2 separate regions of the Mus musculus genome follow, and region 2 is linked to region 1. A link is a loop called in an ENCODE intact Hi-C map of the cell type or tissue named here. Cell type or tissue: left cerebral cortex. All regions are shown on one strand. Each heading gives the region's core, and the rest is flanking DNA. Links, peaks and the distances in the headings are about the cores only. Region 1 holds the start of Gm48893 (a long non-coding RNA gene). Region 2 holds the start of L3mbtl3 (L3MBTL3 histone methyl-lysine binding protein).

Region 1 (5,371 bases), core at 272-5,271:
TAGATATTCAGAATTGAGAGTTGATCTTGGTAGATTTTTCCTTTGACCAGTATGAAGTGTCCTTCCTTATCTTTTTTGGTAACTTTTGGTTGAAAGTTGATTTTATTCAATATTAGAATGGCTAATCCAGCTTGTTTCTTGGGACCATTTGCTTGGAAAATTGCTTTCCCGCCTTTTACTCTGAGGTAGTGTCTGCCTTTGTCACTGAGGTGCGTTTCTTGTATCTAGCAAAATGTTGGGTCCTGATTATGTATCCAGTCTGTTAGTCTATGTCTTTTTGGGGGAATTGAGTCCATTGATGTTGAAAGATATTAAGGAAAAGTGCTTGTTACTTCCTGTTATTTTTGTTGTTAGAGGTGGAATTATGTTCGTGTGGCTATCTTTTTTTTTTGGAGTTGTTGAAAGATCACTTTCTTGCTTTTTCTAGGGTGTAAATTCCCTCCATGTTTTGGTGTTTTCCATCTATTATCCTTTGTAGGGCTGGATTTATGAAAAGATATTTTATAAATTTGGTTTTGTCATGGAATATCTTGGTTTCTTCATCTATGGTAATTGAGAGTTTTGTTGGGTATAGTAGCCTGGGCTGGCATTTGTGTTCTCTTAGGGTCTGTATGACATCTGCCCAGGATTTTCTAGCTTTCATAGTCTCTGGTGAGAAGTCTTGTGTAATTCTGATAGGTCTGCCTTTATATGTTACTTGATCTTCTTCCCTTACTCCTTTTAATATTCTTTCTTTGTTTAGTACATTTGGTGTTTTGATTATTATGTAATGGGAGGAATTTCTTTTCTGGGCCTAAGAGATGCCGCTTGTGGTAACCAAATGTGATGCTTATAAAGAATTGAAGATAATTAGGCACAGGTAACCCAAAATTTTGAAACCAAATGGAGAAACGCTTGGTTTTGGTAATGAGGACACCATACATTTTAGAAACAAGTTCCTACAATATAAAGAACAGAAAAAAATGTTATTTTTTAAAATGTAGGAAATAAATAAGGGAGAAGAGGTGAAGAATCTCTGCACTGAGGCTGAGATAATGAGCCTGGGGCCTGGAGCAGTAGAAGGTGAATCTTGATTTCTGCTTTATTCCTGTTGGGATTTAAAAAAAAAAAAAAATCACATAACAAGGCTGGGGTGAGGAGCCAGTAAGCAGAACTGAAGTGGGGAGATAGCTCAGTGCGTAAGGTGCTCACCTCACAAACACGAGGACCTGAGTTCATCCTAGAATACACGAGAAACAAAATAGAGCGTACAAGTAACAAACACAAGTCCAGGAATGGTGACTAATCATTCTCCCAGTGCTGGGAGGCAGGCAAGGGCAGGGGGGCTTGCTGGCTCATCTAGCCTGGTTGGTGAGCTCCAAGCTAATGAGAAACTCTGTCTCAAAGAAGAAGCATGGCATTTCTAAAGGCTGTGCTCTAGTCTCCAAATGCACACACACACACACACACACACACACACACACACACAAACACAAACTGTCTCTACCCTAGTCATCTAAGTGTTAAGTCTGCACAAACCAGGCTATACCCTTCCCTTCTCCCTATGGGATTTTTGCATTGCTCGATCCTGAGAAAGATCTTTCTGTTTCTGGAATCATCTCCTCCAGGAAACATGTATAAATGAATGAACTCCATCAATTTCTCCAGTGGCCACCCCAGTAGGAGGATTCCTTCTTGTGCCTCCATTTATTCTTGAAGCACATGATAGCAATGGGACAGATGTCTACAATCATACAGATGCAAATGCCCAGCGTGTTCCACAGCAGTAGGGAACACTTCACAGTTGGTAGTCAGACAGAATTGACTAGAGATGATTCTAAAGCTGGAGTGATAAAGTGAACCCTGGGGCCTCACAGGGTGGGTAGCCAGACAGGGCTCTCTGATCTTAGGAGACACTTGGAATTCCTAGGGGGAGGTAGAAGGATGTAGAGAAAGGATCAGCAGGGTTGAGAGGATAGAAGAGAACGAGGGAGGGGGAGGAGGGGCAGAGGAGGAGAAGGAACACACAAAACATCAAAATGCAGACAGTATCGACAAGTCAATTTTCTTATGATGGAAACCTACAGTGTACTATTTTTTTTTTAAAATACTTGACTAGCCCCACAGAAGGACAAGAATCGGGATCTTTGTTTACAGGAAATTCAAGAACATTGGCTTCTCAGTTTACAGGCAATGTAAAGTTCAGATTAACGTACCAATCCCAGAGTTGAGCCTCACAGGAACACTAGTAGAATTCTTGCCATTTATCAAGTCTCGAGGAAAGATTTGTGTTCATAATTCGGAATTATTAGATGTTCTCTGCTGACACTGAGGGTAAGACTGAAGTTTCAAAATGTATGCTATTTTAATATGCAGATGAATCTATATATTAACATAATATATGGATTAACATTTCCATCTAACATTGCAAATCACTTTATAGAACATTGCATTGAGAAATTAGTCTAGGCAGCATATTATACACAGAGATCAATAATTTTGTGGCTCATTGCTTAATCTTTCTAATATAGGCAATTCTATACCTAAGCCATCAATGATAGTAATGGGTTTCACTGCCTAAGCCAGGGGTGCTTGACCCCAGGGACAGTTTAATTGCATAGGGACAGTTGAGATTAAAAGCTATCGATAGCTTCCAAAACGGTCCTGTCAACCTGTCAAAAGAATTGTCAAATCCACAACAGTGCATCTTTTTTTGTTTTTTGTTTTTTATTTTTTTGTTTTTTGCTTTTTGCTTTTTACAGCAGAGGGGTGAGGAAGGAGGTCATGCCCAAACTTAAAATTGCCTCCTCTGAATCTCATCTTACACAGCTTCCTCAATATCCCTTTTTCATATTTAGAGATGTCAAGAGTTGACAGGCCCTGGAGAGACAGCTGGGGTCTGAGCATGCCCAGTAGACAGCCTCTCTTTTTGTGTGTGTGCACACCGAGAGCTTCCTTTGGCACAGCAGCTAGCACTAGACCTGAAGGCAGCAGGCTTGTGCGCAGCTGCTGCTCCTTGCCGGGAAGCCGATCACTGCACCAGGATCAGCTTTGGATCCTCCTCAGCAGCAGCAGCTGAGCAGCCAGGGGTCGCGGGCATGCACCAGCTGAAACTTGCGCAGGCTGCCTGCTAACGGGTCTTCCTCCTCTGGTGCCCACGGGCCCGCACAGTCCTTAAAACAGCTGCCCTGCTGATGGAGCAGAAATAACAGGCTCCGGATCTCGGCTCACCTGAGGGGGCCGGTGAGAGGCACAGAGAAGGGGTTATAGCGCCTGGAGGAAAGCGACTGTCACGGACCTCTTATGACCATGCTTTCTCGTGATCACGTTTCCCCATTTCTTGGGACTCTGAGGTACCCCCCGCTCTGGACCTGAGGAAGTAGTTGCAGCAGTGACTAGGTTTGTGCATTGCTTTTACGGCAGGTAAGGGGAGCGTCTCTGCCGGTTTCGTTAACTTAAGAGGGTTGTCAGATCTCAGAGGGATGGTTAAAGAGCTTTTATCTATTGAGATCTTCACCGCAGCGTTAATAGTTTCTTCTTAAAGGAGACTGGGGAAGGGATCTCTTGGGGGATTGATTAAAAAAAAAAATTCTGACAGAGATTAAACACAGCATTCTTATTCCCTCTGACTTCTACCTCTTTGGACTCCAAAACTGGCCACCTTGGTAGAATTTTGCCTTGATCCTGCCATTTAACGTTCCATTGGCAAGATCAGGTTAAAGATAATTTATTATATTTAGAAATGAAGCTCCCTGCTTTTTTTTCCCATTAAGTAAAAGAACTTGGACTATAAGTAAACTGATTAAAAATAAAACATAAAAGCCCTAAAACTTCAAAAAAAATTACCCTGTCAGCCAAAAAGAGTACAGGTGACGCTAACACCTTAACATTAACTTATGTAGCATCAACTTATGTAGCTGGCTGTGTGCACACCGTGTTCACCTGGTGTTTGTATTGCTGTCGAGAGGTGCCCAGTATTTATTTTTGAGAAATAAGCACATAACTTTGTACAGAATGTTGGGCAAGATGGGATATCTTCAGAGACATCAGCTGAAAAGAGCCATTTTCCAAATGCAGTTAGGTAGGTAAGGGTGTGTGAGTTTGTGTGTGTGTGTGTGTGTGTGTGTGTATGTATGTATGGATTGGAAACTGTGGAGTCAGACTTCCAGATGGTTCTTCATGTAAAGCAAGCAGGAGTGTGGTGAGCTTTTAGAACTTAAACCAGAAGCAGTTGAATCAAATCTAAAACACACATTTCAAAAGAAAAGGCACCCAAATGGCCATTTAATTGCAGCGACAACTTCCGTTGCTATCACATTGCCTGGATGTTTTAAAGAAGGAAGCACTCTGCAAGCAAATGAAATGGTTATAGCTTCCTGAGCCTTACCTGACCATCGTCGACTTAGTCAGTGGGTTAGGAAGATGCCTTTGTCCTACTTTGGTATTAGATATCTTTCATCCTTACTAAAATAATTCACATTAATAGCTTACACAAAATAGTAACTTATTTCCCTTAGATGTTGAAGAATTGATTTCCTTTCCCCCTGTATCAAAGCTAAAACAGTGCAAATACAGAGTAAACATGAAAAGATGAGGAGGAAGAAAACGGCGTGGGGGTGCGTGATGCTCAGCTGTTAATTGTCGGAAAGATGAACTTTGTGGACAAGGCTTTTAAAGTCTTTATTAAAATGTCAGCTACTGCTTGCAAAACATTCCTCTGTGGGCACATTTAACAATAAGCAGGTGACACTATCAGTCTTGACACAATCAGCTATTGCTTTAACACCTGCTTTATTTTGGCATTGATGTCCCCCGTAAGCACCTGCCGTCCGCCACAGCAGATCTATACCAGTTGTGAACATGGACCTGACACACGAAATTAAAGCAGGTGGGAAAGGCCAGAGCTGTGTGTCCTAGCCTTGAAAAGGGCCAATTAAAGATAATGATGGAAACTTCGAAACACATTGTAACCTCTAGATGAAATGGAATAAGAGGCACAAATTTGAGCACCTTGCTTCAATTGAGAGAGTTGAAACTCCCTGTTTCTAGTTTGTTCTGAAGTAGAAGATTCTAATTAAAGTTTTTTTGTGTGTGCAAAAGAAAAACCCCTTTTTACAGTTTGATTTCCCTGGAGGAGACCTATGCTTTCCTTTTGTTGCTGCGGCTAATCATTATCATCATCATTGTTGTTATAATTGTGGTGGTGGTGGTTTAAATACACAGGTAATATCATGAGCAGCAACCCTACTCTGAGCTCTCTGCTTACCCATGACCCTACAAAAACTACCTGTAAAGGACAGGGCTCAGATTGACTCTCGCTGAAGATCTCCAAGGTCTCCTCCATTTACAAGTCTCTGTGTAGTTAATACAAGCCGTACCCTTGTCAGAAGCT
Region 2 (5,371 bases), core at 127-5,126, 320 kb before region 1:
CATAAATTTTAGCTACAAAATTGTAGCTCAGGCTGCAAAGGCATTTAAAGCTCCTGTCTCTTCCCTACCATTGTATATCCACCTATAGAAGGTATTAATTGATTCACTACTGCTTTGTTCTGGATTCCCCACTTTTTCAATCGATCAATCAATTGTTTTCAGTAGAAAAAAAAAAAAAAAAAGGAACTGAACCGCCAGTAAGAATTCAGTAATGAGCCGGGCGTGGTGGTGCATGCCTTTAATCCCAGCACTCGGGAGGCAGAGGCAGGCGGATTGCTGAGTTTGAGGCCAGCCTGGTCTACAAAGTGGGTTCCAGGACAGCCATGGCTACACACACACACACACACACACACACACACAAAACCAAAAACAAAAAAAAGAATACAGTAATGGTTGAGTGGTAGTGGCACACACCTTTAATCCCAGAATGCCTGAGGCAGAGGTGGGTGCATCTCTGTGAGTTGGAGGCCAACTTGGCCTACAGGGAGAGTTTTAGGACAACCAGGACTACACAGAGAAACCCTTCATTACCCGTCTCCTCCCCCAAAATCTAGTAACAAGGAACTGGGAGAAGGCAAAGTCAATAAAGAGACAGCCAAGAAAGCACAAAGACCCGAGTTCAGATTCCCCAGCACTTCCCTAAATCCCTAAATCCCGGAGCGCTCTCCTCTGTAACCTGAGCACTGGAGGGAGGGCCTGCAGCTCACTGGCCAGCCAGTCTAGCCAATCAGTGAGCCAGGTTTGGAGAGAGGGAGGGGGGAAAAAAGGATGACTGGGAGCAGAGCAGGAAAGCTTGTAACTGTAACAACTCAAGCTGGTCTCTGGCCTCCCATGCAACCATACCAAAGGCACACATACGCTACGGGACACTCCTTTTTGCCCAATGCTTCTTTCACCTTTTCAAGCACGCCTACTGTCTACTTGTTCAAACATTCAAAGCAGTTCCCACAAACTTAAGTTTTGTTGTTGTTTTCCTTTCTACTAACCCTGTCACACACTCTCTTTAATTTCCAGCTGCACTGGAAACCAAGTGTCCAGTGAAAGACATCTGTCTGGTGACCTTCAGAACTGCTGTGTACCCCCAAGACTTCTTTTAAGGATCTAGCATTGATTATATTGGAGGAAAAGGAAAACAAACAAACAAACAAACAAACACCCTCAAAGCACTCTCATAAAGCCCTCGCATCCATAATATACAATTCAAACTCAACACCCATCACACCACACTGCACTGTGTATTCAAATTAACTAGGTACATGTAAGGTGAAATTAATTTTAATCACTCACATCATTCCCGTACTCTAAACCACATAATAAAAATTCCCATTGTAAATAAGACTGTTACCCAAGCACCAGGAGGGAAATACAAATTCAACTCCAGCCTGAGCTACATAGATGGATGGACCCTGTCTCTTTCACTGTGACGGACAGGTGGTAATTACAAGAATGATTCTATACAACCTTAATCCCTCCTGTTTTTATCCTTAAAATTCAATGTTTTTTTTTTAAATACAGAATACACACTGGGAAATAGTTATGTAACCCATGCATATATAAAGTGGTTTAAATCGTAAATTATACAAAGTATACTGAAATAAATGTTTTTACTCAGTGAATCAAAATTACACCGTTACGAGAAGATACTATGTATTTTATGAGTATATATTATGTAAGTTTATACGTAAATTGTTGAATAATTTGTTAGCCTGAGATTATATGCATCAGAGACACATACAAAATGATCAGTTCATATAAAAGCTAATTTCAGGTTTGTTTTTTTTTCAGTTTTTTGCAAAGTGCTAAGCACAGGTTTCATTTTGACTTTTCCTTAACATTCCGAATTAAGCTACCTGCTATGAGTCGTAAGAGGGGAAATAAAAAAAAAAAAAAACGGAGGTACAGATGATGGTAAACAGAAGACAAACTTTCTTATCTAGGGAGTGTCAATCTCAAATCTCAGAATAAAAAGCTTTGGTTTTCTTACTGTATGCAAGAAAGGATGGAAATCACAGGGTCCGCAAGCTTAGACGTCATTGTTCTCTGATTTACAAAACTTCTATTTCGGACTAGCATCCTTTCTCACATCTGGCTGCAACTCAGGTCTTCTAATTACTTCCACGTCTAAACGGACTGCATGTAGCTACAAGTAAAGGCCAAACTTTGGTCTTGTCTCTCGAACTTAAGATGCGTTTAACCACTAGAGGTCCCCCCTTGGCCAGTTTTGCAGGCTCACTATTTTGCTGCACTTGAAACTTTCCGGCTCTCTACTCGAGTCAGTGTTTTTCTAAAAACTTGCGCAAAAATCCACGCAACCGAGGTAGCCAGTACAGAGCTTCCCGGGCTCCCCACACCAATAAAGGCATCATAACCAACCACCTACGAAAATTGAAATGAAAATTCAACTCACTCATCCCAGGCGACGCACCTCCCCCCCCCCCCCACACACACACACACTCAAACCGGTTTCTTATTTCTCGTCTCAGTTTCCCTTAACTTAGAACAATTCTTTAACATCTATTTTTGTTCCTGGGCACTTTGGATGATCTTAAATGCATGCTTTTGGCGGTAGCCCCAAGGTGGCAAAGGAGCGGGCCAAGGGATGCAGAAGGCGGGGGGGATGGGCCCAGCAAACTGCGCCCGAGAAAGTTGCATAAGGAAAGAGACTCCGTTTTTCGGGTCCCCCCCCCCTAAAAAAACAAAAAAAAGAAGAAAAATAAATCAGCGGGGAAAGGAGAGGAAAAGGAAGCTGGGCGGTGGCTGCAGGAGGACAGAGAAGGAAAAACCAAAGCGAGTTTACCTTCGTGTCCCCGTGGAAGGGTGGGGCAAGAGCCCTGACCCACGCGACCCGGCAGTGCGGCTGGATCTCCCACCCGTTTGGTCGGAGCGCGGACGGACAGACAGACACCACGGCCGGACGCGAAGAAAGCCGCCACGCTGGTCAACTTTCTCTCACGGCCCCGCGGTGGGCCGTGATCGGATCAGATCCGATCGTGAGGTTCGGGTCCTAGAAACCCCCACACACATGCACTTTTTTGCCTTTTGGATTTTTTTTTCCTTTTCTCTTTTTCCCTTTTTCTATTCTCCCAAGAAGGCGATTAAAGTTTTCCCTCCGCCAGTGCGCCCCTGGCCCCGCCGCTCTCAAGTTTGCCTCCTCCTCCGGCCGGCGGCTGGCTGGCTGGCGGGGCGCGCGGCGGATGCCTCCGCTCCTGCGCTTCCCGATCCCCACCCCCGCCGGCCTCTACTTCCCCCGCCCCGCCGCCGCTGCGCGAGGCCGGCCCCGCCGGGCCCAGGACGCGAGCGTGGACCAGACAGTAGCCCATGAGCGCAGATCGGCGCACGCACGGGTGGCGAGGCGGACCCCGGCCGCCGGCCTCGGCCACCCGGGGCGGCGGTAAACAAGTTGCAGGCTCCACGGCCCCCGCCGCAGCCCGCCACCGCCTCGCCTCGCCTCGCTCGCACGCCCGCGCCCGCACCGGCGGCGCTGCGCGGAGAAGATCGCCGCGACGGTGCGGGTGCCCGGCCCGGCCCCGCGTCCTCCACCCCGCGGGGACGGCAGTGTCGAGCCCGCGCCGCCGCGTTCCCTAAAAGCACTTTCCTGCTTCCAGCAGGAGGAAAAAAAAAAAAAAAATCCAGCGGAGGCTTTATTTCTTTCTTCTTCTTCTTCTTCTTTTTTTTTTTCCGTGCAACTTTCCCAAAATGGCGGAAATTGGAGGCGATCTCTAGGAAATTCTCCCACAGTCGGCGGCGGGGAGCGGGGAGGTGGCGAGCGGGGAGAGCACACACGCAAACTCTCGGCCGCCGGCCCCGCCGCGGCTCGGGTGTGCGTGCGGGTGCGGGTGCGTGTGCGCGGTGCGAGTCGCGGAGGGAGGCCTCTCGGCGCGCGCTCACACTCACACCGACACACACTCACCGACACATACACAGACACACACAGCCACAGAGACACACACTCACACACACATACACACACACACACATACACACTCACACACATACACACACACACACACACACACACACACACACACACACGGCCGCGCCAGCGAGACGCGCCTCTGCCACATTCAACCAGTCGGTTCTCCGCAGCCGAGCTGGCTGGCGAGCAAAGTGGCCCGGCCTCTTTTCCCACTGCCTCGGTCTCCCGTACTTGGACTTGTCGCGCTCGCCCGCCCGCCCGCTCGCTCGCCCGCCCGCCCGCTCGCTCACCCGGTGCGCGCTCGGCACAAAGGCCACACGGGCGGAGGGGGCCGCAGGGGCGGCGCGCCGGGGCTCGCGTCCTCCCGCCGCCGCACCGATCGTGCCCGCGGTCCCCTCCCGAAGCCGCCCCCTCCCCCCCTTAGGCTCAGGCCGACCGCGCTCGGCGCCCCCGGGGAGGCTGCGGCTCCGCCGCGTTTCCCCCCCACCGCCGCCCCGGACTCGCAGCCCCGCGGTGCCGCGCTCCCCCCCCCCCCCCCAGCGCCGCCACCCAGCACCCGGTGTCAAAAAAGCGACCAAAGTGACAAGCTCCGGGCGGGGGGAGGGGGCCCACACGCATCCCGCTGCCTGCGCGCGGGCGACGGCCGAACGCGGCCGCCTTGGCCCGCTCCCTTCCGCACGGCCCCCCACACCCTTCCCCGTGTGCGCGCAAAGGAGGAAAAAATACAAGTCTCTCCTCCCCCCATTTTTTCCTTTCTCTTTTCTCGCTCTTTTGTTCCTCTTTCGCACTCGCACTCACTACTTCAGAGTGAGATGCCCACAGACTCCCCCTCCAGCCGCTTCCGAGTCACTTGCCCACTTTTTTTCCCCGGGATTAAGTTTTCTCCTCTTTCCCAGAGGCGCAGAGAAGTGGGGGAGAAACCCCTTCTTTCCTTCCCCTCCCCTGATCTCTTTCCCAAGACGAGGGTGCGCTTCCTTCCCTCTCTAGGTCTCAGAACTTTCATCCTCACCCAGAAAAAAATCAATGAATGGCTCTGGCGCAGGCTGATCTGCAGATTAATTAGAGATTAGATCTGATCAAGCGCTCCTTACCCCCAAATTTTCTCTCTTTTTTTTTTCTCCGTCTCACGAGTAGTCCTGACAAATGGTCCAGGGCTGCGGGCGCAGTGCGCATGTGCGCGTAGAGTCAGGGCTGGGGAGAGGGGAAACTGCGCTGGTGCCGGTGCCGCCGCCGCCGCCGCTGCCGAGGAGGCTCGCACTGCCTTCCCTCTGACTGCTGCTGCGCCTTCGCCGCTGGAAAGCCGCGATTGAGCGGCTCGGCCGCCTCGGCCGCCCGCACACAACTGCTTCAGGTGCATCTCTCCGCGATCCTTGTCGCTGCTCCGAGCTGCTTCAAAGAACGGCCCAAACAAATGTGAAAGACCGAGAAGGTTATAGATTTCTTTGTCTGCTTTTG

The links. Peaks named below come from ENCODE experiments on the same cell type or tissue, not always from the same donor. Only the 100,000 strongest peaks of a DNase experiment are listed, where the experiment ranks them.
Region 2: a loop joins it to region 1, with 2.8 times the contacts of the local background. A loop is called at or near these places in 7 of 42 quality-filtered maps.

Annotation. Positions count from the first base shown.
Region 1 is chr10:26,692,382-26,697,752 of GRCm38, forward strand. Gm48893 (a long non-coding RNA gene) reads left to right here and starts at 2,911. Exons shown (of 2, transcript XR_003948859.1): 1 at 2,911-3,402. In left cerebral cortex, for the core only: no CTCF peak of the experiment used is centred there; DNase peaks (open chromatin) are centred at 2,947 and 4,088; H3K4me3 peaks cover 1,375 bases; H3K27ac peaks cover 697 bases.
Region 2 is chr10:26,370,904-26,376,274 of GRCm38, forward strand. It overlaps L3mbtl3 (L3MBTL3 histone methyl-lysine binding protein), which reads right to left and starts at 3,169. Exons shown (of 22, transcript NM_001359254.1): 1 at 2,798-3,169. In left cerebral cortex, for the core only: a CTCF peak has its summit at 2,207 (motif pointing right); DNase peaks (open chromatin) are centred at 2,216, 2,911, 3,289, 3,887 and 1 more place; H3K4me3 peaks cover 3,200 bases; H3K27ac peaks cover 1,673 bases.